Linked DNA regions of Mus musculus: regions 1 and 3 are each linked to region 2. The links are chromatin loops, found by intact Hi-C in ENCODE. Cell type or tissue: left cerebral cortex. All regions are shown on one strand.

Region 1 (8,000 bases), 160 kb after region 2:
TGCAGGACAGGAGGGTATCTCTGAGAGTTCAAGTTCAGCCTTGTGTATGTAATAAGTTCCAAGGCAGCCAATGCTATGTAGAGAGACTGTCAAAAGAAAACAAAAACAACAAACACATACAACAACAACAAAAACCAAAATAATCAACCACCCAGCCAACAAACATGTTACTTCAAATAAAACCACAGTTTTTAAAGTAAGACTGAGAATGTGGGTATGTAGCTCAGGGGTAGACTGCTTGTCTGTCGTGGGAGATGCCTTGAGTTACATCACCAGTAAATAATTAACCATAACCATCACAACAATAAAATGATAATAATAACAAAGCTCAGATTAATGATAGTATTCAAACTATCCACTACAGTGCACCTTCAGATATTTTCCAGTTCTACACATTGATTGGCTTTCAGCACTCCAAGAGTTAGACATGTAAAGAATCATTCCAAGAAAAGAGAATTGATTTTCTAGTTTTCATTCAGTGCTTCTTTGGGTTTCAATTTATTGGATTTGGATATTTATATAAATCTGAATATAGGAAATGTTGCATAAATATACCTTTTAGATTTATTTTTAATACTTTTCCTTCATTTTGGTACTAGAGGGGAAACTAAGGGTCTTGTGTATACCAGGCAAATGATCTTCCATTAAGCTATATCTTCAGTCTCCATCTGTACTTTTATAAGAAACATCTCCTTTTATTCGAGAGCTAAACATTATAACCCACCCACAGTCTTTAGTTCAGAGTTCACAGAACAGAATAAAACTCAAGGATAAAGTTAGAGAGGGGAACTTAGAATGAATGATGGTAGCCCAGGAAAGTGGGGCTCAAGCTTCAAAAGATGAAAACTTTCAGTTGGTGAAAACTGGTCCAGACAGAGGTTCAAACTGCATTGACAGCCTTGTTGTCTGAGTAAGGCCTCAGGGCACTGCCATCTCGACATCCGTAGTGGTCCGGATTGCTCCTTTTCCAGGTGTAGGAATGGAGATGCTTCCATAAGGACAATTTATTCTGATTTTAGGTTAGAGAACCTCATGCCAACATAACAGACATTGAGGTGACATTCTCGTTTCTTTACAAGACTTCCTCCCGATAGCTTTCCTTGTGTTTGCAGTCCTAGCTAGAGATGAACAGAAGCTAGGTATGCAGGCTCACACCTTTAGAAACATTTGGAAGAGAGCAGGGATTCAGGGCTTGTGGTCACAACACTTACTAAGAGCTAGTATTTCATGTGCACTATTTTGTAGCAAGCCAAACATAGTAGCTGTGAATGAATACATTCATTTCCTGACACAGTCTTGGCATAGCAAATAGAGGAGGGTACTATTATTGTTTTTCCAGTTTTAGAGATTGAGAATGGAGGCTTGGGATCATCAAGGATTCATTTAGTTTCTGCTCTATGAATCAGTATCATATCTTCTATACAGTAATAATTTTCCACAAAACTATATGATCATATGTTTAATTAAATTTTTCTAATTAAAAACCAAAACAACTGAAACCTATCTTAATTCCATCAACCAGGATAAACAAATAGACTTTCAATAAATAATGTGAAACTATTCTGTCAATTTTTTTTTCCTCATGTGATGTCTTTGTAATCTGGAATTGAAGTATAATTTGGACTAGACTAGCTAAATTTAAAATGCTTGTCAGTAACAGCTCTCATATTAATAGTGTAGGAAAAACAAAAATACATGCTCTGGGGTAGTATCTAGCAGTTTCTAAGGAAACAATAATAATGATGTGGTCCTGAAGTTTAGAGAGAATCCTGATCTTTTCATGCATCGTCCTACCCATGCCTCCTCATACCAGTGCTGACAGAGTTTAGGGTCTAAGGAAGGCTGGGCTCTCACAGCTTCTCCGGCCTATCTTGGCACAGCTTAATACCTGAAACACGGTCACCTTTGAAGATGATGAAGACAAATTTACATTTGATTATCCATTTTGGTAAAAACCTATTTAGCAGGATAATTGCGTTTGTTTGCTGTGAGAGTGGCTGGAAATATTTGCTAGTAGTTAACTTCCCAAAATCCCTTAATGGGGAAAAATGCTTTGAAAATTAGTAAAAAATTATAAGTAATAATTCAGTCTAAGCTCCTGTTCTTTCTCTCTCTCTCACTCCCTTTCCCTCTCCCCTCCCCTCCACTCTCTCTTGAAACAAGAAGTTACTTTGTTGCCTAAGCCTACCTGTTACTCACTGTATTGGGACAGACAGGCCTCAAATTCTTTATCATCTTGCTTCAAAGTTCCTGATGCGATTAAGTAATACTTGGTTCATTTGATTTGTACCAGATATCTGTTGGGGGTCTCTCTTATGATTCAGTTCTAATTTTTACTTTCTTCCCTGAGGACGTCTTTGTTTCTAGGAAGATGCAATTCAGTGCTGAATCTATATGGTGTTCTAAAGTTGTACCAGGAATTTTTCCTGAGGATCAAGTGTTCAGATTGCTTACAGCTGACTCTGTAATGCCCATCACATGCTTTCTCCTCCACTTTGTCACCTTAATTACAATCCACCTTCATGCCTACACTTTTAGTCGCAACACTATCACTACGAAAGCTTATAATTCATATGGGATTAATATAAAATCACTTAAGTAACTCTAAAAATTTTCAAAGAAACAAATGTAAAGAACTACTAGCTTTTGTTGCAACATAAACTGTAACTGCGGTACTAAGTAAAAATCAGAAGTATACAGCAACTTTACATGACATCTTAGGTGGCTCTTAAAAGAGCCTTTTTTTAAATAGCATAAAAACCATTATGCCCTCTCTCCGCGGATGCGGCGGGCGAGCTGGATGTCCTTGGGCATGATGGTGACACGCTTGGCGTGGATGGCGCACAGGTTGGTGTCCTCAAACAGACCCACAAGGTAGGCCTCGCTCGCCTCCTGCAGAGCCATGACAGCCGAGCTCTGGAAGCGCAGGTCGGTCTTGAAGTCCTGCGCGATCTCGCGCACCAGGCGCTGGAACGGCAGCTTGCGGATCAGCAGCTCGGTCGACTTCTGGTAGCGCCGGATCTCGCGCAGCGCCACGGTGCCGGGACGGTAGCGGTGAGGCTTCTTCACGCCGCCGGTGGCCGGGGCGCTCTTGCGGGCGGCTTTGGTGGCCAGCTGCTTGCGCGGGGCCTTGCCGCCGGTGGACTTGCGAGCGGTCTGCTTAGTACGAGCCATTCTTGGGAGGAGATACACAAAAGTGCAGGACGAAAGAAATCTTGCCCTTAAATATACTAAGAAACATTTTGATTGGCCTTGCAACTTTTTGAAAGTCGCGCGCTACAAATTCATTGGCTGGGAAATAGCCCGTGTGATTGGTAGTTTTAAGAGTATCTGATTGGCTACCTTGTTCTGACACTCTAGTTACGTTTTGTTCTTACAAAAAAAAGAAAAAATTAAAATTGGTATTTTAATGGAGTTTTTATCTCCAGATGGAATCACAATCTTGTTTTCGAGATGCGGTGATTGCAAGTCTGAGTGCCTAGACGTTGCTCCATTCCTTTGTAATTTTGTGTTACAAGGTACAAAGCGTAATAACTTGTAACTACTTTGGAGTTGGGTAAAGTAAAATCATGATCCAACAATCTTAACTCACATTCTTGGTCTTAAAGGGGGCAACTAGTATGTCAAGCGCTGTGGGTGAGTTATTTTAAAGGTTACCAATCTTTACTTCGTAGAAAACTGGGCTTTTAAATATGAACACTCACTACTCAAAGAAGTATTTGTGTATTTTCTACAGAAGGGGAAGGCACTATAGGTACTGCATCACAAGCTGATCTTGGGAAAAAGTGCATAGCTCTTAAGAGCCGTTAGATACGTCAATAGTAGAATTTCTTGACTTGAATCTATTTCCCTTGGCCTTGTGGTGGCTCTCGGTCTTCTTGGGCAGCAGCACGGCCTGGATGTTGGGCAGGACGCCGCCCTGCGCGATGGTCACGCGGCCCAGCAGCTTGTTGAGCTCCTCGTCGTTGCGGATGGCCAGCTGCAGGTGGCGCGGGATGATGCGCGTCTTCTTGTTGTCGCGGGCCGCGTTGCCCGCCAGCTCCATGATCTCGGCCGCCAGGTACACCGGAGCGCCGGCGCCCACGGCTCACGAGGAACTAACTGTAGGCCGGCCCGGGAGGAGCCGGTCTTGGCTTTGGCGGGAGCCTTGTCGCACTGCTTGCAGTGTCCAGACATTACTAAAAGTTCCCAAATAAGGAAACACTGTAACCTACTGTTAACATACCACATAGATTGTGTAGTGTCACGAAATATCGCTGTCCTATTGGTCAAAATGGTCTTCTTCTCTTGCCCAATTGTAGATGGGATTTTGAGTCTCTTATTTGCATAAAGCCTTTGAGGCCATTATTCTTAACCAATCAAAAGTAAAAGCACTTGCTCCTTCATTTGAATTTCAGGAGTATAAATAAAATAAGTGCGCCCTCACTGCCTACCAGTTTCTGACCATTTTGTGTGTCTTCTTTTGAACAGAATGCCAGAGCCTTCTAAGTCTGCACCAGCCCCTAAGAAGGGATCTAAGAAAGCCATCTCTAAGGCGCAGAAGAAGGATGGCAAGAAGCGCAAGCGCAGCCGCAAGGAGAGCTATTCGGTGTACGTGTACAAGGTGCTGAAGCAAGTGCACCCCGACACCGGCATCTCCTCCAAGGCCATGGGCATCATGAACTCGTTCGTGAACGACATCTTCGAGCGCATCGCGAGCGAGGCGTCCCGCCTGGCGCATTACAACAAGCGCTCGACCATCACGTCCCGGGAGATCCAGACGGCCGTGCGCCTGCTGCTGCCCGGGGAGCTGGCCAAGCACGCCGTGTCGGAGGGCACTAAGGCCGTCACCAAGTACACCAGCTCCAAGTGAGCTCGTAGGGCTCACAACAAACCCAAAGGCTCTTTTAAGAGCCACCCACACTTTTCAGAAAAGAAGTTGTAATATATGACCTAACTTTGTTAGCCAAATATGTCTTTATGAAAAGTGGAATTGAGCATTTGCTCTGAGTTTAAAGGCTGAGGTCACAATCATTGCCATTTTCCCACTTTGTGTCATGAGTTTCGATGTTGTACATATTGAGTCTAGGTATTTTACTCAGTGCTTTGTAGCAGTGCTATCTGTAGGAGTTGGCCTTTAATGTATTTAGTCTTTCAAATTAGCTTCCTACTGTGAGATTGAGTATTAAAACATTACAGCCAATTGCGCTTCAGTGAAAAGCAACCACAGCTTTCTAATTTTTTTTGTTTGTTTCTTATGTCTTGGGACATTTACATTCAGGGTAGGATATTGACAATAGATGGAACCAGAGGAGTTATAAATACTTGAAGCAACTTAGCTTTTTTGAAAAACCACCATGTTGACAATTGGATTTCCATGACTTACAAAGTAATTGTTAAAAAACTGGTAAAGGCTTTGACTGGGAAAAAGTCAGTGCCTCGAGCATTTGTGCTAGGGCAGGAAAACTAGGAATCAGATGGGGCAAATGGCTTAACGGGTGTTAAGTTTTAAATTTCTTTTTTCTTTTTTTTTCATTTTTAAACTGTCTGAGAATATGTGGTGACAGGAGAAAATAAAGTTGCTCAGAATGAGTAGTTCATGGAAAATATTTTAAAATATTTTATCCATGATTCGGGACTTCACCCCTGCTTTCTCATTGGTTTATCGAATCCTTGAATATGAAAGGCAGGCTCCTGAAAAGGCTAGGCAAAGACTTCAAGAGCTCTTAGAATGCTGGGTAGTGGTGATATACCTTCCTTTAATCTTGGGAGACAGAGGCAGGAGGATTTGAATCTGAGGCAAGCCAGTCCTTCAGAGAGAATTCCAGGACAGTTGAGGGCTACACAGAGAAACCTGGACTACAAAACACACACCCACACCCACACACACAGTGCGATTGGGCGGGGTGGGGTGGGGGTGGGGGTGGGGGTGGGGTAGAGAGACAGACACAGAAGTAGAGAGACAGAACTCTCATACACACAAAATACCATGGCTAAAATACTTGTCTTAGAAACATTTCTGTGTGTGAGAGAGAATACACAGCCCACCTTAACAGCAAGAAAGGAACATAGACGACGGTTCCTGAAGCTTGCTTACCTTGAGCTTACTCCCTTTGGAGTAAGATGTTAATATTCTTACTGTAAGTGGATCTCTCCAGTTAGGGATTCTTTTCTCTGTTGTCTTTATGCCTTTCCCTTTTTATTTACTGTTTCTTTTACACAAAAAGACATGAATACTTGATGTTTTACTTGACCATGCCATATTGGAAGAAACAGTGACAAATGTTGGAAAAATTAGCAAGGTCTTCAAAGAAACAGGTAGCGGGAAGTCCAGCCTGCTCATTATCTGAGGGAGTATGAACAAGAGACGAGAATGCCGTATTCTGGCTTAATTGTAAGGCAGAAGATGCAGGCTTCTCAAGTCTGCCTTAGCGTCATTCAACACATTTTTAATTTAATGAAGAAATTGAAATCTCTATGTGGCTGAGCTTGACATGAAGCTTTGGGTCTTCTTCCTTTTACCTTCAAGTACTAAGATTACAGGAGTCTCCCGTCCTCCCTGACCTTGAGTAGTGTGGGCCATAGGACTTAAAGCTTGCTTTTCACGCCTTCTTTCCTACTCCTTTACATTTCCAACAGTGGTGGTTCCTTTGTTTTTATATTTGTTCCTGTTTTTGGTTTTTTTGCTTGCTTGTTTTATGTTTCTTTTTGTCTTGGTTTTGTTTCTTGCTTTGTTTTGTTCTTACGACTTAAATTATATGTCAGTGACTCTTGTTGTTGGGTTTTTCATTGTAATGTCCTTAAAATCTACTACCTGACCATTAGTTAAAGTATTGGAGACTTACCAGTAACTTCAAATTTTTTAATCATAAAAATGCAGAGTGATACCTCTCTATGCAGTTTTGAAAAACCTTATGGGAAACATTAAGAGGTGGGATTTATAGATTGAATGATAAACATAGGATATTTTCCATACTTGTTCCCTAGCTGCCTTCGAGAATGGCTATTTTCATTCACCAAAATACCATCTTGCTTCCCAGAAGGCATGTACTGTTAGTCTTCTAGATACTTTCCGCTGGGAAACTGTAAATGGTAACACAGTCTACTCACTGCTATTTGAAACCAAGACATTTTTGTGACATTTCTTCCATTATGTTTCCATGATTCATATCTTCTGTTTTTCTTCTCCATTGGACAAAATAATCCAGGCTTCTTAAGTAATTCTGAAAATAGCAGTGCTTGACACAAGGGATATTTTTTTGATATCCCCTTTGTCACCTAAAGACATTGTTAACTGTTATCTGTTATTTGTTTACTACACCTGGGCACCTATGTAATAAACTTTTCTTTGATTTATATTGCTAAGGTCTATGATGAAAACACCACAGCACCACCTCAGCTACACTGGATTTTGGCATAGTTTAAGAATAGTTTACACAATCTTTCTTGTGATGTTCCCACATGACTCATGCATCTGTGTGGTTCTCTTTTCATTCTTCTATACCTCTATGTGATACACCTACATTATCAGACACTGAGTCATGAGACGTGCCCCGGCTTTTACACTTATCGTCTGGCTAGGCACAAGGAGTAGAAGGCAAGGTAGCAGGGAATGTAGGAAATAGTTAAAATGCTTTGTCATGTCAAGTGGAAAAAAGACCAAGAACATGATGGAAACAGCTCAACAGGAGCTAGGCGAGGTTTCCTGGAACAGGAGAGTCCTTAGTCTCGTTCTTTTAGGCTGGCCCTGGACTGAAGAAATGGTGTTTTCTCCTTGAACATAGATCTTTCATCTATGTTGTCTCCAGTCACCAAGACAGCAACGCCTTTCAGTGCAAACTCTTCAGGACCTCCTTGGCCTCATATATTCCAGGTTCTCCTGGGTCAGTGACGGGGCAGGGTCTCCTTTTCCCCAGTCTCTATTTTCCAGGTAGTTTAAGGATAATTCAACCACGATAAAGAATAATTTGGCATGCTTATACTGTCTTTGATATTGGTGGAGCTAAAAGAAAGCCTGCCAT
Region 2 (8,000 bases):
ATTGTGAGCTCTCTAGTAAATCACACATTCTACAGTTTGTAGACTCTAAGCAACTACTTGGTTTTCCATTGAGATTTACTTTAAGAAACAAAGGTCTGCTTTGTATTTTAACAAGTGTGCTTTTTTGATAATTTACCACAGGCATCTCAGTAACGGATACCCATCACTTTCTGATCAGAAAATTCTATTGGATCAGACTAATTATTTTAACGGATTTTGGTTGACTATTTGGAGGTTGGCTTTACTTTCGGATTTCCCAAGTTCAAAATCTTTCTTTTCTTCTTTTTTTTTTTTTTTTTAAGTTGAATATTTTCTACATTCAAAATCTTTCCTTCCTTCCTTCCTTCCTTTCTCCCTCCCTCTCCTCTTCTCTCCTCTCCTCTCCTCTCCTCTCCTCTCCTCTCCTCTCTTCTCCTCTCCTCTCTTCTCTTCTCTGTTTTCTTCCCTCAGTCCCTCCCTCCTCTCTCTCTTTTTCTTTCTTTCTTTCTTTCTTTCTTTCTTTCTTTCTTTCTTTCTTTCTTTCTCTCTCTCTCTCTCTCTTTCTTTCTTTCTTTCTTTCTTTCTTTTTTTCTTTCCTCCCTCCCTTCCTTCCTTCCTTCCTTCCTTCCTTCCTCCCTCCCTCTCCTCTTCTCTCCTCTCCTCTCCTCTCCTCTCCTCTCCTCTCCTCTCCTCTCTTCTCTTCTCTGTTTTCTTCCCTCAGTCCCTCCCTCCTCTCTCTCTTTTTTTTTCTTTCTTTCTTTCTTTCTTTCTTTCTTTCTTTCTCTCTCTCTCTTTCTTTCTTTCTTTCTTTCTTTCTTTTTTTCTTTCCTCCCTCCCTTCCTTCCTTCCTCCCTCCCTCCCTCCCTCCCTCCTTTCTCTCTCTCTCTCTCTCAAAGAAAACAAGAAATGCATTTAACAGTCATCTCCAGAGAGTAGCTGGGATTCCATAGACCAATGTACTCTTCCCGTTGTCAGAAAGGCTTTGCTACTCCATTTTCTGTGGTCATATTTGGACCTTACTGGATTTTCCTTTTTTTGTATGGAAAACAGTAATGGTGCCACCCTTTTCTAACATGGCTCTTCCATTCTTGTTTTTATCACCAAATGCAAGCCATCACATTTGGTGTGTTTTTCAGAAAATTCATGTTTATCTGTCATTATTTAGGCTTCCCACCAGTTGTGATTGTACTGGGACAGGAGGTAGAGTGGAGAGTGAAGCTGAGAAGACCCTGTCCCCCCCAAGGATGAAAATTTAGCATATGGAAAAAAAGATTGTTATTTGTCACTCGGAGGAGAATGATTCTGTAAAGTCTGAAGATGGCCTCAAAAATTTATCACTTGGGAGATTGGGAATACCAGTGAGACTGAACTGTAGGAAACTGTAAACCAATAAATATGTAATGGCACAGTGAGAAAGCCCCTGCTATTCAGATGATCCTGGAGCTATTTATGAGAGACAAAACCTCATTTCTTTGGATAGTCAACTTTTTGCTCTGGGTGGCTTCCTTCCTTGAATGTATACTCCTTAAAAAACTATTCTGACTTTTAATGCAACTGTGTATCTCTGTTCAACTTTTTGTTCTTGGACAGAAAAATGTGGGATCTTTGGGAAATCTACTTGTATTGACCTAGGTAGATAATTCATGTCAGGTATGATAATTCTGCTCATGAGAAAATGAAGGATTATGAAAATTCCTATAATCTTTCATGTTTGGGAGATTTACCAATACAGAAGAAAGAACAACACGTTTCAATGATAGGAGTAGACATTAAAAGATCCATATACTCATAAGGCATATGGATGTGACAATTAAATTAGGATGGCACCCTCATACCTTGCAAAGCAGAGTGGAAGGAGGGTTCAGTAAGGACTGTGCCTCCAGTGCTCTCGGGTCTAGTTTGAAAGATTTCAAAGCTGATTTAAGAGGAATATCTAGTTTTACACAGAGGTTATTGGCCCATGACCTTAAAAACATATCCCCATTATTAAAGACACAGACTTGATTTAATCTCTGTAAGGTTTCACATCTACCCCTAAGAGGACTAAAATTATGTTTGCTATTTATTTCTCTATAAAAAACCTGTAAGAATAATTGAAAGACAAAAATAGTCATTTCCAAACTCTTGGACATCTCTAATAGATCATTTTAAGGAACACAATTTCATTTCTACAAGCATGGAGTCCACTCCTCCCCCATCCCCATCCACCAACAAAAGCTTATATAGCTCAGCCTATCCTCAAACTCACTATGTTCCTGAGAATTATCTATACCTGACCTTCCTGCTTCAACCATCCTATGCAGTGCTGGAATTACAACAGTGCATTGCCACCAGCCCATTGTAGTCCCCAAGATCAAACCCAGGGTTTTTATATGCATCAAGCACTTCACCCAGTAAATATTCACATGCAGTTTTAATGTTTCTCTATGAATCTCCAGAAACTCAGAGTCTTTGAATTCTGTGGCGCTCTTCTTGAAGAGTGATTCTAAAACATTGCTTTGGGTCATCCACTCATTCACAGAGCAGAAGAAACTGTTCTTTTCCTTTCTAGAAGAGTAATGCAGATGTGGAAAACAATACAGCATGAGTATTTACTGTATTAGCATTTTATGGAAGTATTTGGTTAGATATTAGTGTGTGACTCTTCATTAGTACATGAAACCACCAAATCCTTTGACTAAGAACTGTCAGTGTGAGGTGGGGGTGCATGCATGATATTTTGAGGTACATATAACTATGATGTGCTAAGGATAATAGATTTTCTGTGCAATGTTTATTAACTAAAAAACATACATGCAAGAAATCCTGAGATTCAGTGAAAGCATAGTAAACATAAAGAGCAGCCCCTTTCCCCCATCCCTGTTCCCAGAGCTCCTGATGTCTATGTGTAATTCAAGCAGAAGGCCCACACCTTTGGGATGCATATCCTTTACATCTTCTAATCTTTCAGCGCTACAGTCCTGTAACATTTTGAGGTTTTACTTCCCCCTGGTCAGCCTGAATGCTAAAAAAAAAAAGTTCAGATTCTTAGGCATACGTACCTAAGTCAATAAAAAGTCTCAGAACAGGAAATAGTAAGTGTTCTTAAAATTGTACTTAAAACCTTGGATTCAGTGGTCCTAAACCTTCCTGATGCTGGGACCCTTTACTACAGCACCTCATGTTGTGGTTACCCTCACCCATAAAGTTATTTCACTGCTGCTTAACTGTAATTTTGATACTGTTATGAATTGTAATGTAAATATCTGAAATAATACGGGGGGTGTCCCGATTTATAGGTTCACGAGACTAATAACATTACTTTCTATTTGGTCTGATAAAAGACAAATTTCTTTTTTCACAATACATAAATTGTCACTCTTGAGGGCAATGTGTTGAATTTTCAACTGCTGGCTCTGCTCTTGTCTTAGGACCCGCCTTGTCTCCTCAGCCTTTTCATAGGATAAACGCCAGAAGGGCGGGAATTGACCATGGTTCACGCCCCCTTCCCTTCAGGTTTTCAAACAGGTCCGCATTGGTATTATAAAAGCCAGGAAGGCCGCTTGTTACAGTCACTGGCTAGTGAGCTTCCTTCCTAGTTTGCTAACATGTCTGGACGCGGGAAAGGCGGCAAGGGTCTTGGTAAGGGTGGTGCTAAGCGCCACCGCAAAGTTCTGCGCGACAACATCCAGGGCATCACCAAGCCCGCCATCCGCCGCCTGGCCCGGCGCGGAGGAGTGAAGCGCATCTCCGGCCTCATCTACGAGGAGACCCGTGGTGTGCTGAAGGTGTTCCTGGAGAACGTGATCCGCGACGCCGTCACCTACACGGAGCACGCCAAGCGCAAGACCGTCACCGCCATGGACGTTGTCTACGCGCTCAAGCGCCAGGGTCGCACCCTCTACGGATTCGGCGGCTAAACGTACTCATTTATTTTTCTTCACCCAAAAACCAAAGGCCCTTTTCAGGGCCACTACCTTCTCACTTAAAGGAGCTGCTCTTAGGTGGTTTTCTGGAATGGGGTGGGTGCTGGGACTGGCTCGATACATAGTATCTGTTTAGGCAGGTCCACCTGTCTATCTTCAGTATTGATAGCCTAAAAGCAGGCCTGTTGTCTCATTCTTTAATGCTGACATTCTCAGGAGAGGGCTGAGGGTCAGTCAAGATCCTTTTTTCCAAGTCCCTTAAGGTATAGATGCTATCCTGTCTCAAAACCAAACCCTCTAATCAATCCAGGCCTTGGAAACCTAGGAACACTGAATTATGTTCAAGTTTTCTAACCTGGAGCTTTCTACAATTTCTTCCCCTCCCTCCTTTCATTCTTTCCATGTATTCTGTGTAATAGCCCTGGCCTGGAACTTACTCTATACACCAGGCTCACAGATATCTTCCTACCTCTGCCTCCCACGTACTGGGATTAAAATCGTGGTCCACCACACCCAGCTTTCTCTAACTTCCTAATCTGTAAAATAAGCACCAGAGATTGACGTGTAAATCTTCTATCTATTCCTCAAGGAAAACTTCATATGGTCCAGGACTTCATTAACTTTCGTCAGCATTATCAGTTGTTCCCAAAGAGTCACCAGAGAAGAAACATCAGTGTCTGCTAAGAACTTAAAAAATTTTTTTTATTTGTGTTTATATATTTCTTACCTTTATATACACTTTAGGGACTAAACTCAGGCCACCAGGCACACGGAGCACATGCTTTAGCTGTCCCTCCAGCCCTTCCCTCCAAGAATTAAAAAAAAAAAAAAAAAAGACCCAGACCTTGTAGTCAATAAAAACTTGGGTAAATATCTTCAGTATTTAGCTTCAGACCCTGGGACAAGTTAACATATTTTACATATCAAAGCGGACCTGGTCTCCAGGTTCTCCCAGCTTCCCACAGTCCCTATCTGGCACACCCTGCCCCCAACCCTGAAATTTCTAGCCCAGGGGATGGGCTGCCCTTCCCCCAGAGGCTCTTCCTTATGTAATTCAGACATTTTGGTCTTTCTGCTTTTTCTTTCCTCCCACATTTCCCCTTCTCTTCTCTCCTGGTGTATACCCCTTCTCTCTTTCTTTCCTCCAACCTCTGCCCATGGTGACTTCCCTGGCCTTGGGGCCAGTGAATTCTTCTGAGAGCAGCTTCCCAATAAACCTGCCTTTAATATAATCCAATCTGGCTTGAATCAGCTTATTTAGCTGGAGGAGAAGTAACTTACCAATCGATATGTCCTTCAACAAGCTCAACAGTCAATACTCACATCCACTTTTCTTTTGTTTTTCTATCTATTTTAAAGTAGAATCTTCTCTGTAGGCTGGCCAAGCCTCAATAGGAAGCTTAGGTAGAGAAAATTTGCACACAACAGAAACTGGAGGTGTCATGGGGAATTTCAACCAGTGGGAAAAGATTGAAAAACAAAACAATAACCAGAGAGGAACTGTATGAGGGTGGGCTTTTTGTTTTGTTTTGTTTTTCAGACAGGGTTTCTCTTTGTAGCCCTGGCTGTCCTGGCAGGCTGTCCTGGAACTCAGAAATCTGTCTGCCTCTGCCTGCTAAGTGCTGAGATTAAAGGTGTGTGCCACCACTGCCTGGCATGAGGTTGGGCTTTATGGAGAGGTAGTGAGTACTACTGTACTGCAATTCTGGTTTGAAGATCAGTGGGGATGGCTGAAAGGCTCTGAGCACACTCAATCAGGAATGCTTTAATAAGGAACACAACAGCAGGCATGGGAGTACACATTTCAGTGCACAGCAGGTTCAATCAGGAATGCTTTAATAATGAACAGTACAGCAGCAGGCTTGGAGGTACACATGCCAGTGCACAGCAGACAGTCAGGCTGAAGTCTATGAGGCCAGCTTGGTTTAGTGAGTTTCATACTTTGTCCCAAGAAACAAACAAACCAACAAATCACAAACAAGAAAGGAGGAACACTACAAGTTGTAGAGATCTACACCTATAATTGCATATTTAGAAGGGTGAAGCAGAGAGTTTTAGTTTGGGTTTCATAGTTGAATTACAGGGTAGCCAGGGCTACAGACTGAAATCTTGTTACAAAGAAAACAGCTAAACAAAACAAAGGGAAACAAAATATTACCATGAAGGTTTAACTCTTCACAAGGAAGTTTCAGTATTGTTTCTAAAGTAACTGTGAGTAAAGTTGACTTGTAATTAAAAAAAAAAAAACCGTTAAAAAAAACCCACATTGTGTGTGTGTGTTCTATTTGCTCTGGGATGTCTGTAGGTCAGAGGACCTATTTTGTAGGTGCTAGGGGACATACTCAGGTGTTCATTTTTGGTGGCAAAACACTTTACACAGTGAGTAGCCTCTTGGAGTACAGTTGCAATTTTGTTACTTTAAAGTGGATAGTTTCTTTGTATTTATTTTGAAAGCTTAGGAAGGATGTTGCATAAAGGCACTTTACCCAGCTTCAGAAGGGAGCCATGGTAGAGGCTGGATGGAGGCAAGACTAGCTCTGGAACTGGGCCTTTAGTTCCATCCCCAATACCTGTGATACTTCCAACACCCAGCACTTCCTGATACTTCTACTTCCTACTTTTTCTCTCTCACAAGATTGAGTCAGGGTCCCTCCCTGCTGGACCAAGAGCTCAAACTCAGAAGCTGTAAACTCCAGAGCCTGGCAGATTAAAGAGATGGGAGTGCCCAGAGCCACATCTAACATTCCACAGCCTTAATTGCAAAGAAAGTGATGTGGCTAAATTCTAGGAACTGATTTTTTTTTTTCCAGGTCTCTTTACAAAAACGAGTCAGGAGAGGGTTTTGGGAATTTTCTTGGTGTTAAAAAAACTACCCAGCAGTTCAGGAAAGGGAAGGAAATTAAATGTTTGCAGGCTTTACAAACCACTTCATCTTTTCCTGTAATTAAAAAGTAAACAAAGCAAACGTTTTTTTAAAATGGAGATCTTGTTGCTTCTCCTACAACTTAGTTCATATGCAAAAGCCTAAAAATCCAAAAGCTCTAGGTCTTTGGAAGTGAGGAACTTTTTAAGAATTAGGAGGGTAGACTCGCGAGCTGGCCCTTCGTGCTGAGACTTTCGCTTTCAGGGAGCTGAACAGAACTCTCTCCATTCAGGGCGGCGCCGCATAAAATGGCGACCTGAACGTCACTGAAAACCAGTTTAACAAGCACCGAGCGGACAACACTGCGTTTTGATCCAAATTAGGAGACGCTGCTAAATTAAGTTTTGTGTAGCTTAGCTAAACCAGGCAGTAAACCCACGGTCCCACCTCGCCTTCCCGTGCCAATGTTAATTCCCCAGAAAGACTTAGAACAAAAGACCGGATGTGTGCGCCACGGATCTGGACGCTCGGAGATGCCAGTGTGAAACGTTCGGGGTTCTTTATTCAGAACAGAAATGTAGCCTCTCTTCACTGCAGAAGTAGCCAATTTGGCAGTTTTATCTTAAATACTTGATTTGACGAGCCTGAATAGACTAGAGGAACTTTGTCCCAGTAAATAAAGAACCATATAAAGGTGGTACTGCGGGTACTAAGAACAAGCGCATAGCTCAATTTTGAACTGTTGGGTGGCTCTGAAAAGAGCCTTTGGTTTAGGAGTGTGAGTTAAATGAACTCACTTGGAGCTGGTGTACTTGGTGACAGCCTTGGTGCCCTCCGACACCGCGTGCTTGGCCAGCTCCCCGGGCAGCAGCAGGCGCACGGCCGTCTGGATCTCCCGGGATGTGATGGTCGAGCGCTTGTTGTAATGCGCCAGGCGGGACGCCTCGCCCGCGATGCGCTCGAAGATGTCGTTCACGAACGAGTTCATGATGCCCATGGCCTTGGAGGAGATGCCGGTGTCGGGGTGCACTTGCTTCAGCACCTTGTACACGTACACCGAGTAGCTCTCCTTGCGGCTGCGCTTGCGCTTCTTGCCGTCCTTCTTCTGGGCCTTGGTGACAGCCTTCTTGGAGCCCTTCTTCGGGGCGGGAGCGGACTTGGCTGGCTCAGGCATCTTCAGATCTCTTTCTTAGGAAGAAAAAGAAAGTGAGCTGCTGTGAACGGTTTCCTTATTTGTAGGCAGTCTTATGCAA
Region 3 (8,000 bases), 1.8 Mb before region 2:
CACACATTTTAGTTGACTGCCACCTTGAAGTCAGGTTGTTTCAAAGGCACATGCCTCTAGATTGTAAACTAACCTCACCTATATTTGAACACCTTAGGAGGATGTAGCACATATGCTCAGATACTGGAAAACATGATAGATGTTGGACCTGAGGTAGGTAAACAGCCGCTTTTTGGTGACAAAGGAGGGGGCTCTGAAAAGAGCCTTTTGTTATTAACAGGTAGGGGAATTACGCCCTCTCCCCGCGAATGCGACGGGCCAGCTGGATGTCCTTGGGCATGATGGTGACACGCTTGGCGTGGATGGCGCACAGGTTGGTGTCCTCAAACAGACCCACGAGGTAGGCCTCACAGGCCTCCTGCAGAGCCATGACAGCCGAGCTCTGGAAGCGCAGGTCGGTCTTGAAGTCCTGCGCGATCTCGCGCACCAGGCGCTGGAACGGCAGCTTGCGGATCAGCAGCTCGGTCGACTTCTGGTAGCGCCGGATCTCGCGCAGCGCCACGGTGCCGGGACGGTAGCGGTGAGGCTTCTTCACGCCGCCGGTGGCCGGGGCGCTCTTGCGGGCGGCCTTGGTGGCCAGCTGCTTGCGCGGGGCCTTGCCGCCGGTGGACTTGCGAGCGGTCTGCTTAGTACGAGCCATCTCAGTACACTAGAAAGTGAATAAAGTGGTGTTGAGATGGAAAAGCCCAAGTATATATATAACAAGCCACCCTTTTGGATTGGACAGTAAACTGCTGACATCATAGTTCCAGACAGGGGATTGGTCCGCGTTTAAACCGAGTAAGGAAAGGAAAAACGTTGCCTACATTTTATATTTAACGTACAAATTTCATCTTTTTACATAACAATTACTCTAGCAACTCCCAGAATTTATCATCTCGAGATAATGTTGGCTTTGGAGGTCAAAAGACCTCTTCGCTATTTATTTAAACAAGAGCACCGTTATTTGGGGGCAGAAATTTAATGGAAAGAAATCTGAAAGGAAAATTAACAAAAAAAAAAAAAAAAAAAAAGTTATTCCTGGAGTCATGAGCACTTCTTACACTTGATTTCGCTCAAAAACTGCTTGCAACACTTTTATGACCGGAAACTTTTAGAAGTTGCAATTGATACTGCCTTTCAGCGGTTGCGATTTTGGCGCGAAAAAAATTCAAAATCAGTGTATCTGCAACTTACTAGGGCTTTGAGATCCAGAAGGCTTTGAGATTCTGTTACTCTTCTACAGCAACACTGTAGGGGACAGGGGCATTCCCAGGTTGGCATTCATTATTTACAAGTTACAAAGTTACACCATTCAAGGTTAAAAGCGAACGCTGGGAATTCACAGATAGCAGCCCCACCCCACCGCCCAACACACACACACTATGTATACAGCTCTAGGAGACTAAGGCAGCCTTTGGAGTAACTCAGCAAGGGGTGATCTGATGATCCTGCTGAGCCAGGAAGACGATGGCAGGCTTGGTGATATTCAGCACATGACTTTTCGGGAGTGCTTGGTGCCGTTTTTTTTACCCAGGCCCTTTCCCCCACTTAATGTGGTCAAATTTGCCAGAAACAAAAGCAATAAGATCAGACAGTAAGCATGTTGTTTTATGAACAGGCTTTTTGCCTAATTGGGAATATCAGGCACAAGCAATATTTACTTGCTGTTTACCAGAGAACCTTACCAAGATTATCAGGAAAAAAGAACTGCTGAAGACGCTCATTTGAAAATAGCTCTATCCACCCCACATTCGGAGCTACCCACAGGTCATCCTTTACGAGTCAGGCGCCTAACCTGCCTTCACTCACAGCGTAGTCTTTGTGCTTGGTTGATGTACTCAGAGCCTAAGAGGGCTGAAGACAAATGTTTCTGACAATGTCAGATGTGCAAAGTGCTTTCTTTATAACAAAAGCTAAACAGCCTGCGAATTAGAATGGTAAAGGTGTATCAGTGTAGTTGAAGCTTAGATGTGCCCCTGAGCTCCCACACTTTGCCAAAATGGGTTGGTTTTTTTTTTCCATATGTAATTATTTGGGAAGGAGAGATTCAAACTCCATCTTTGTGCTGCTTCCCCCTGTGCTTTTCTCAGACTTGCCACATATCTGCTGAAAAGTGATTCCTGTTTTCTTCATTCCAAAATCATTCAAGAATCAGAGTTGTTGCTCCATTATTATTATTATTATTATTATTATTATTATTATTATTTGCAGAGGGAGGAGATAAAAAAAAAACTGGCTCCTGTCCTCTTTCTCTACCCATGGAAAACAACTGCACCCAGACATTCTCTCCATTACATTTACAAAAAAGAGGCACAATGCAGAGGCCAAAGATGACTTTATTGCTAGAAAACCCATTTTAAAGGCAACGGTGTTGCTTGGTTCTTGAGATTCTAGCTGTTTGGAAAGAATTACCAAACACCTTATACTATCTTCTAGAGCAAATGAGTTTTCTCCCATTCTTCTCTTGCAATGTCAGTGATATTTACCTTTAAAATGTGTCAACATTTTTGTTACTCTTGGAAGTAATGCCACCTTTAATTTTAATAGTTTTTGTAAGTATATTGTGAAGTGTCCAAGCTGTCTGTTAATGACTCCATTCTCCGGGGCTTGTAGGTTGTGAGTGGTCTTGGCATCCTGCAGAAAAGCCTCAAGAATCTGCTTTCCTTGCAACAATTACTTTAAAACCAAAAAGCATTCTACTTATGGGAAAAGCACAGGCTCTGTGCACATTATTTGAAATTTTATAACACAAAACACTTGAGTCCTATTCTCTTTTTAATGAAAAGAGATAAAAACAGGAAGAAAAAAGAAGAAAAGAAAAGAAAGAAAAGAAAAGAAACTTCATCTAACTTTAAGCTTGGTACCTGGGACCTGCAAATTGACTTGACAAATGGCATCTTAGCAGGGAGAATGATTTATAAAATATATACAGAGAAAGCTTTGCAGCAAGCAAGCTCAAGAAAACGTAAAAATGAAGTTTACTGGCTCTTTTAAGGATCTGGAGAATAAATACATGGGAAGGTAAATACACAAACTAGTAACAGGAGAGGCTAACCAGCAAAAATCCTCAATGATGGGCATTATTTTTGGTAGGTCAGAGCACAATAATGGAAATTTTTCTTCATGGCATTGTAAAGGGAGACTTCTGTCAAGTGTTTCACCATCCCTGTGTTCAGTGTCATCTTCAATTAATCCTTATACCCAAGTGATATACTTGGGGTTAAACATTAAGTCCCCTATATAAAGTAGTTTGAAACTTGGCCGGTTTGGTTGCCTTGAGCATGTTTAATCCTGCTAATATTCTTCTTGGTGAGACTGAGTTAAATACTGAAAGAGATTGGGCCTGTGAAAGAAATCCCTGGCATTCTACTCTCCTGGATTCTCCTTTGCTTCCAAACATAGGTACTAAAGCCAGAATTCTTCAGTAAAGGGAAAAGTAGAAACTAGGGCTCCACTCTAAAAAAGCAGTAATGTGGGGACATTCATTCTTTATCCTTTCAAGAGCCTCATTCGGTACTGATGAGGAAAGACAGTTGCTGCACACGGGTCAAGAACCTGGACAGACCAGGCTTGCTGGAGTTTGCCTTTGTGCTAGACCAAATAGGTCAAATCCTGGATACCTTCCAAACGGCTTACATTCACTTTGCCATTAAGAGGTGGACTCTTTTCATGTTGCCAGTTTGCACATGTTTATCTTATAAGACTGCTCCTGTAAACTAGTTATGTATTCCAATATGGTTGAAAATCAATACAGGATGCTGTCATATGGTGACCTTAAGTACAAATTGCTGTTACTAGCTAACATTGAACTTTAGCTTTTGTAAATCAAAGACTGGCAGATAATAGCCTTTAAATATAATGGTTTTAAATTTGTAACCTATTTGCAACTCTGTAGCCACTTAGGGGAAAAGGTGGTGTTTTTATCTCTTTTCATTAAAAAAAGAATTGGACATGTTACCAAAATCACCTTGATAACTGAGGATCGGAGAAACAGATTCCTTCTATAGAAAGTAACAAAAAGTAGCAACCAATAAAGCTTAAGCTCCTTAAAAAGACAAATGTGTTAGCTCTGAAAAGAGCCTTTGTTTTTTAAATGATCAGGAAACAATTGTCTTATTTTCCCTTGGCCTTGTGGTGGCTCTCGGTCTTCTTCGGCAGCAGTACGGCCTGGATGTTGGGCAGGACGCCGCCCTGCGCGATGGTCACGCGGCCCAGCAGCTTGTTGAGCTCCTCGTCGTTGCGGATGGCCAGCTGCAGGTGGCGCGGGATGATGCGCGTCTTCTTGTTGTCGCGGGCCGCGTTGCCCGCCAGCTCCAGGATCTCGGCCGTCAGGTACTCCAGCACGGCCGCCAGGTACACCGGGGCGCCGGCGCCCACGCGCTCCGAGTAGTTGCCCTTGCGGAGCAGCCGGTGCACGCGGCCCACGGGGAACTGCAGGCCGGCCCGGGAGGAGCGGGTCTTGGCCTTGGCGCGAGCCTTGCCGCCCTGTTTGCCGCGTCCAGACATTCTAAACAAAAAGAAAGAACTGACAACTGCAAAGGCCAAAAGTGGAGGAGCTTGGCCTTTATAGGATTCTCCAAGCGCGAAAAAGAGCCTACGCGATTGGCTGGCTTCTTCTTTTCGTCTAGACCAATGGGAGGCGTTTATGCCGAAGCGTAGTTCCATTGGGCGCTACGCCATGAAAATTTGAAAATTTTAACCAATCAGAAATGTGTATCTCTAAGCCTCATTTGAATAACGCCTTATTAAAAAGCGAAGGGCTCACGGCGCAAGTTGTAGCGTGGTAGAGTTCCTGACCTAACATGCCTGAGCCTGTTAAGTCCGTTCCCGCCCCGAAGAAGGGCTCCAAGAAGGCCGTCACCAAGGCCCAAAAGAAGGATGGCAAGAAGCGCAAGCGCAGCCGCAAGGAGAGCTACTCGGTGTACGTGTACAAGGTGCTGAAGCAAGTGCACCCCGACACCGGCATCTCCTCCAAGGCCATGGGCATCATGAACTCGTTCGTGAACGACATCTTCGAGCGCATCGCGAGCGAGGCGTCCCGCCTGGCGCATTACAACAAGCGCTCGACCATCACGTCCCGGGAGATCCAGACGGCCGTGCGCCTGCTGCTGCCCGGGGAGCTGGCCAAGCACGCGGTGTCGGAGGGCACCAAGGCTGTCACCAAGTACACCAGCTCCAAGTGAGTTCGTCTGACTCACTCCAAACACAAAGGCTCTTTTCAGAGCCACCCACATTCTCAAAACAGAGATGGATTGCTTGTTAAGTGATTCTACCTTACTCGGACATATTAGTTACTATTTTTTAGGGTTAAGTAAGGGTTTTTGTCTTGAGGTTTTGTTTTGCATTTTTATTTTAATCCTAATATTGTTTTTCTGCCCCCAGCTCTCCTAGAATTCTCTGAAGTCAGGTTAACCTCTGAGATCGAGGGCTGATCTCTCTGTCCTGAGTACTTAGGTTAAGTTCCTGCACCCACACTGTCATTAACAATTGTTTCTAATTAGTATCCCAGAATCTATGAGGATTTCTTAGTTTAAATTTAGCCTGTCTTGTTAAGTGCTACCACCTAATGTCTCAAATCTGCTTTTGAACTCCTGCTGAGACGTCACAATAGATTCTGTTCAATAAGATACCTCATTGGAGCCCCGAGGTCTACATGATTCTCGCTGAAAACTTGAGATGTAGTCAGGCGCAGCTTAATTTGATTGGGTCCTGTTTTCTTGGTCGTTTGGTTTGAAGTTTTGTTTTCAGAATGAATTTCACTGGTTAGCAGTATATTCTCAAACTAATTCTAGCCAGGCTAACCTCCAGATTGGACATTCGGCCTCAGTTTCATAAATCGCTGGAATTACAGGCCTATACAACCAGACTTGTTCTTGCAAGGCCCCAGCTAAGCACCAAGGAAACAAAACTTTCCTCCGTTTTCCTAAGTGTATTCAACTTTTGTAAATTTCTTCTGTTCCACCTTCATTGTCTGCTGGTGTGGTGATGATTGGAATTAGATTGTGGGAGGAAAAAAACCTCAAAAGGATATTGATTGTTTGGGATTGTCCTGGAATTTTTCAGAGGATAAAATACTAAGTAAAGATTAAATCAAACCACTTTAAAGACGAAAAAGCCCTTTTTCTGTAAGTCCTCTAGGACAGTAAATGCAAATGGTGATGACTTAGGTGCGAATATGAACAGCTCAAAGTAGTTAAATATCAATGAGATTTTAGTGTGCCACTGCTAAAAGAAACATTAGCTGTGTATGACTTGTAAGGTCTTAATAAAGCCTAACCATTTTCCTTAATCATCTCCATTAATCTCTATAGAATCCTGTGGAACAAATTCTATTATCTTCCTTCCTTTTAAAGTTGAGGAAATTAAAATGATTGTACGGAAGCTGCAACATAAATAGAGGCTTGTCTGAGTGGAGACCGAAGTGTGAACTACCCTCCACAATATGATCCTGAAAAAGAAGTATTTAATACATTATAAAAATAAAGGTTTCAATCTATCCCATTATGTAATACAGTCTCTTCCATCCCTCCCCTTCCCCCGCCCCCGCCATATGAGTTTGGGGTTTGGGTTTTCCACGGAAGATTGGTACCTTTGGATCTTTGATTTTGTGTGTGCTCTGTAACAAGGCTTCACTAGAAAACCTCCTTCCTCAGCCTCACACTGCGCTTACAGGCTTGTTTTAGAGTTAGATGAAATTCAGACTGAATTCTTGTGAGGGAAAGTGAAGTTTTCTTGTCTCCTTTCACTGTGCCATGATTAACAATGTGGTGGTAAATAGATTAGCCAGAGAAGTTGTGAGACCAAAACAGGAAATACATTGTTATTAACTCTCTATACCTCAGAAGAGTAAGTTTGTTTCCCACACCTAATGTATCCTGCAAAGCAGGTCTTTCAATGTACTCATCTTGTGGCTCCATGATGTATGATGCTCACCCCTTTGCCTTGCTAAACTCCTGAACCTGTGATATATGATTGCCTTTAGCCTTACTAAAATGTTTCTTACCAGATACCTTGATGACTACCCTTCCACGTGATGTATTTTTATAACTTATCTACCTCACAGGCAGCCTTGAGCCCCCGACTCTTCTGTCTTGATGTTAACAACACAACTTTTCTATCAGTCCTAATGTCCTCATAAAAGGTACCTCAAAAGCCAGTGAGGGGGCTGTTCTCTGAAATCTTAACCTTGGGAGAGGCAGCAGGCTTCCCAGTTCTAAATATAAAGCTTACTTTAATCAAGAGAGCTGTGGCTTTTGTGAGGTCTAACAAAGTGTGTAGGTATATTACATGAAAGAAAACCTAATACCCTGATCAGAGATGTCTTGAAGTTTATATTCCTTCTTAGTGCAGGACAGAAGATATACAGTCAAACAAGTGGAAAGGAAGTGAGCTAGGGGACAGGCTTGCAATAAACCATTTGTGGCAAGACTGTATGCACGAGGAGTTGACCTTGAAGATCTCTGCAGATGCAATCTCTCCTTCAAACGGTTGTCGGAAGAAAGTCTCCGTATTTCAGCAGCTTCTGGAAATTTGTCTTCAGACAATTAGTCTTTTAAGAGAACGTCAAGGGCTGGTGAGATGGCTCAGTGGGTAAGAGCACCCGACTGCTCTTCCGAAGGTCCGAAGTTCAAATCCCAGCAACCACATGGTGGCTCACAACCACCCGTAATGAGATCTGATGCCCTCTTCTGGTGTGTCTGAAGACAGCTACAGTGTACTTACATATAATAAATAAATAAATAAATCTTTAAAAAAAAAAAAAAAAAAAAAAGAGAACGTCAAAACAAGTCCCTCTCTGAGTTTGCTGTGCCTCGAATGCCTTCATCTGCAGTGCAAGAGGCATAATGTTCTATGTGCATATGAAAAGATGACTACTTCTATTAGGACACATGCTGTTAGTCTCCCGCAGCGAGGAAAGACTCTCCCGCACTGCTGCCTGCGGCAATAAGGAGATCCCGCAATCTTTTGGAGGGCCTACCTCATTTGCTATCAGTTCCTGGCTTTCACGCAGAAAGGAA

The links. Hi-C counts contacts between places; a loop is a spot of excess contacts. Peaks named below come from ENCODE experiments on the same cell type or tissue, not always from the same donor. Only the 100,000 strongest peaks of a DNase experiment are listed, where the experiment ranks them.
Region 1: a loop joins it to region 2, with 6 times the contacts of the local background. A loop is called at or near these places in 18 of 42 quality-filtered maps.
Region 3: a loop joins it to region 2, with 1.9 times the contacts of the local background. A loop is called at or near these places in 5 of 42 quality-filtered maps.

Annotation. Positions count from the first base shown.
Region 1 is chr13:23,742,324-23,750,323 of GRCm38, forward strand. H3c3 (H3 clustered histone 3) reads right to left here and starts at 3,198. Exons shown (of 1, transcript NM_175653.2): 1 at 2,719-3,198. The coding sequence starts at 3,174. The coding sequence ends at 2,764. H2bc3 (H2B clustered histone 3) reads left to right here and starts at 4,411. Exons shown (of 1, transcript NM_175664.3): 1 at 4,411-4,900. The coding sequence starts at 4,472. The coding sequence ends at 4,852. It also overlaps the pseudogene H2ac5-ps. In left cerebral cortex, CTCF peaks have their summits at 3,235 and 4,036; DNase peaks (open chromatin) are centred at 3,277, 3,775, 4,310 and 4,917; H3K4me3 peaks cover 1,815 bases; H3K27ac peaks cover 2,182 bases.
Region 2 is chr13:23,578,036-23,586,035 of GRCm38, forward strand. H4c4 (H4 clustered histone 4) reads left to right here and starts at 3,533. Exons shown (of 1, transcript NM_175654.3): 1 at 3,533-3,934. The coding sequence starts at 3,567. The coding sequence ends at 3,878. H2bc6 (H2B clustered histone 6) reads right to left here. Exons shown (of 2, transcript NM_001177653.1): 2 at 5,635-7,935. The coding sequence starts at 7,921. The coding sequence ends at 7,541. In left cerebral cortex, no CTCF peak of the experiment used is centred here; DNase peaks (open chromatin) are centred at 3,494, 7,093 and 7,956; H3K4me3 peaks cover 2,674 bases; H3K27ac peaks cover 3,672 bases.
Region 3 is chr13:21,782,731-21,790,730 of GRCm38, forward strand. H3c11 (H3 clustered histone 11) reads right to left here and starts at 667. Exons shown (of 1, transcript NM_178207.2): 1 at 185-667. The coding sequence starts at 640. The coding sequence ends at 230. It overlaps H2ac22 (H2A clustered histone 22), which reads right to left and starts at 4,518. Exons shown (of 1, transcript NM_178184.3): 1 at 4,044-4,518. The coding sequence starts at 4,488. The coding sequence ends at 4,096. H2bc22 (H2B clustered histone 22) reads left to right here and starts at 4,758. Exons shown (of 2, transcript NM_178202.2): 1 at 4,758-5,161; 2 at 6,294-6,483. The coding sequence starts at 4,785. The coding sequence ends at 6,333. In left cerebral cortex, a CTCF peak has its summit at 4,294; DNase peaks (open chromatin) are centred at 302, 709, 1,196, 4,654 and 1 more place; H3K4me3 peaks cover 2,629 bases; H3K27ac peaks cover 1,281 bases.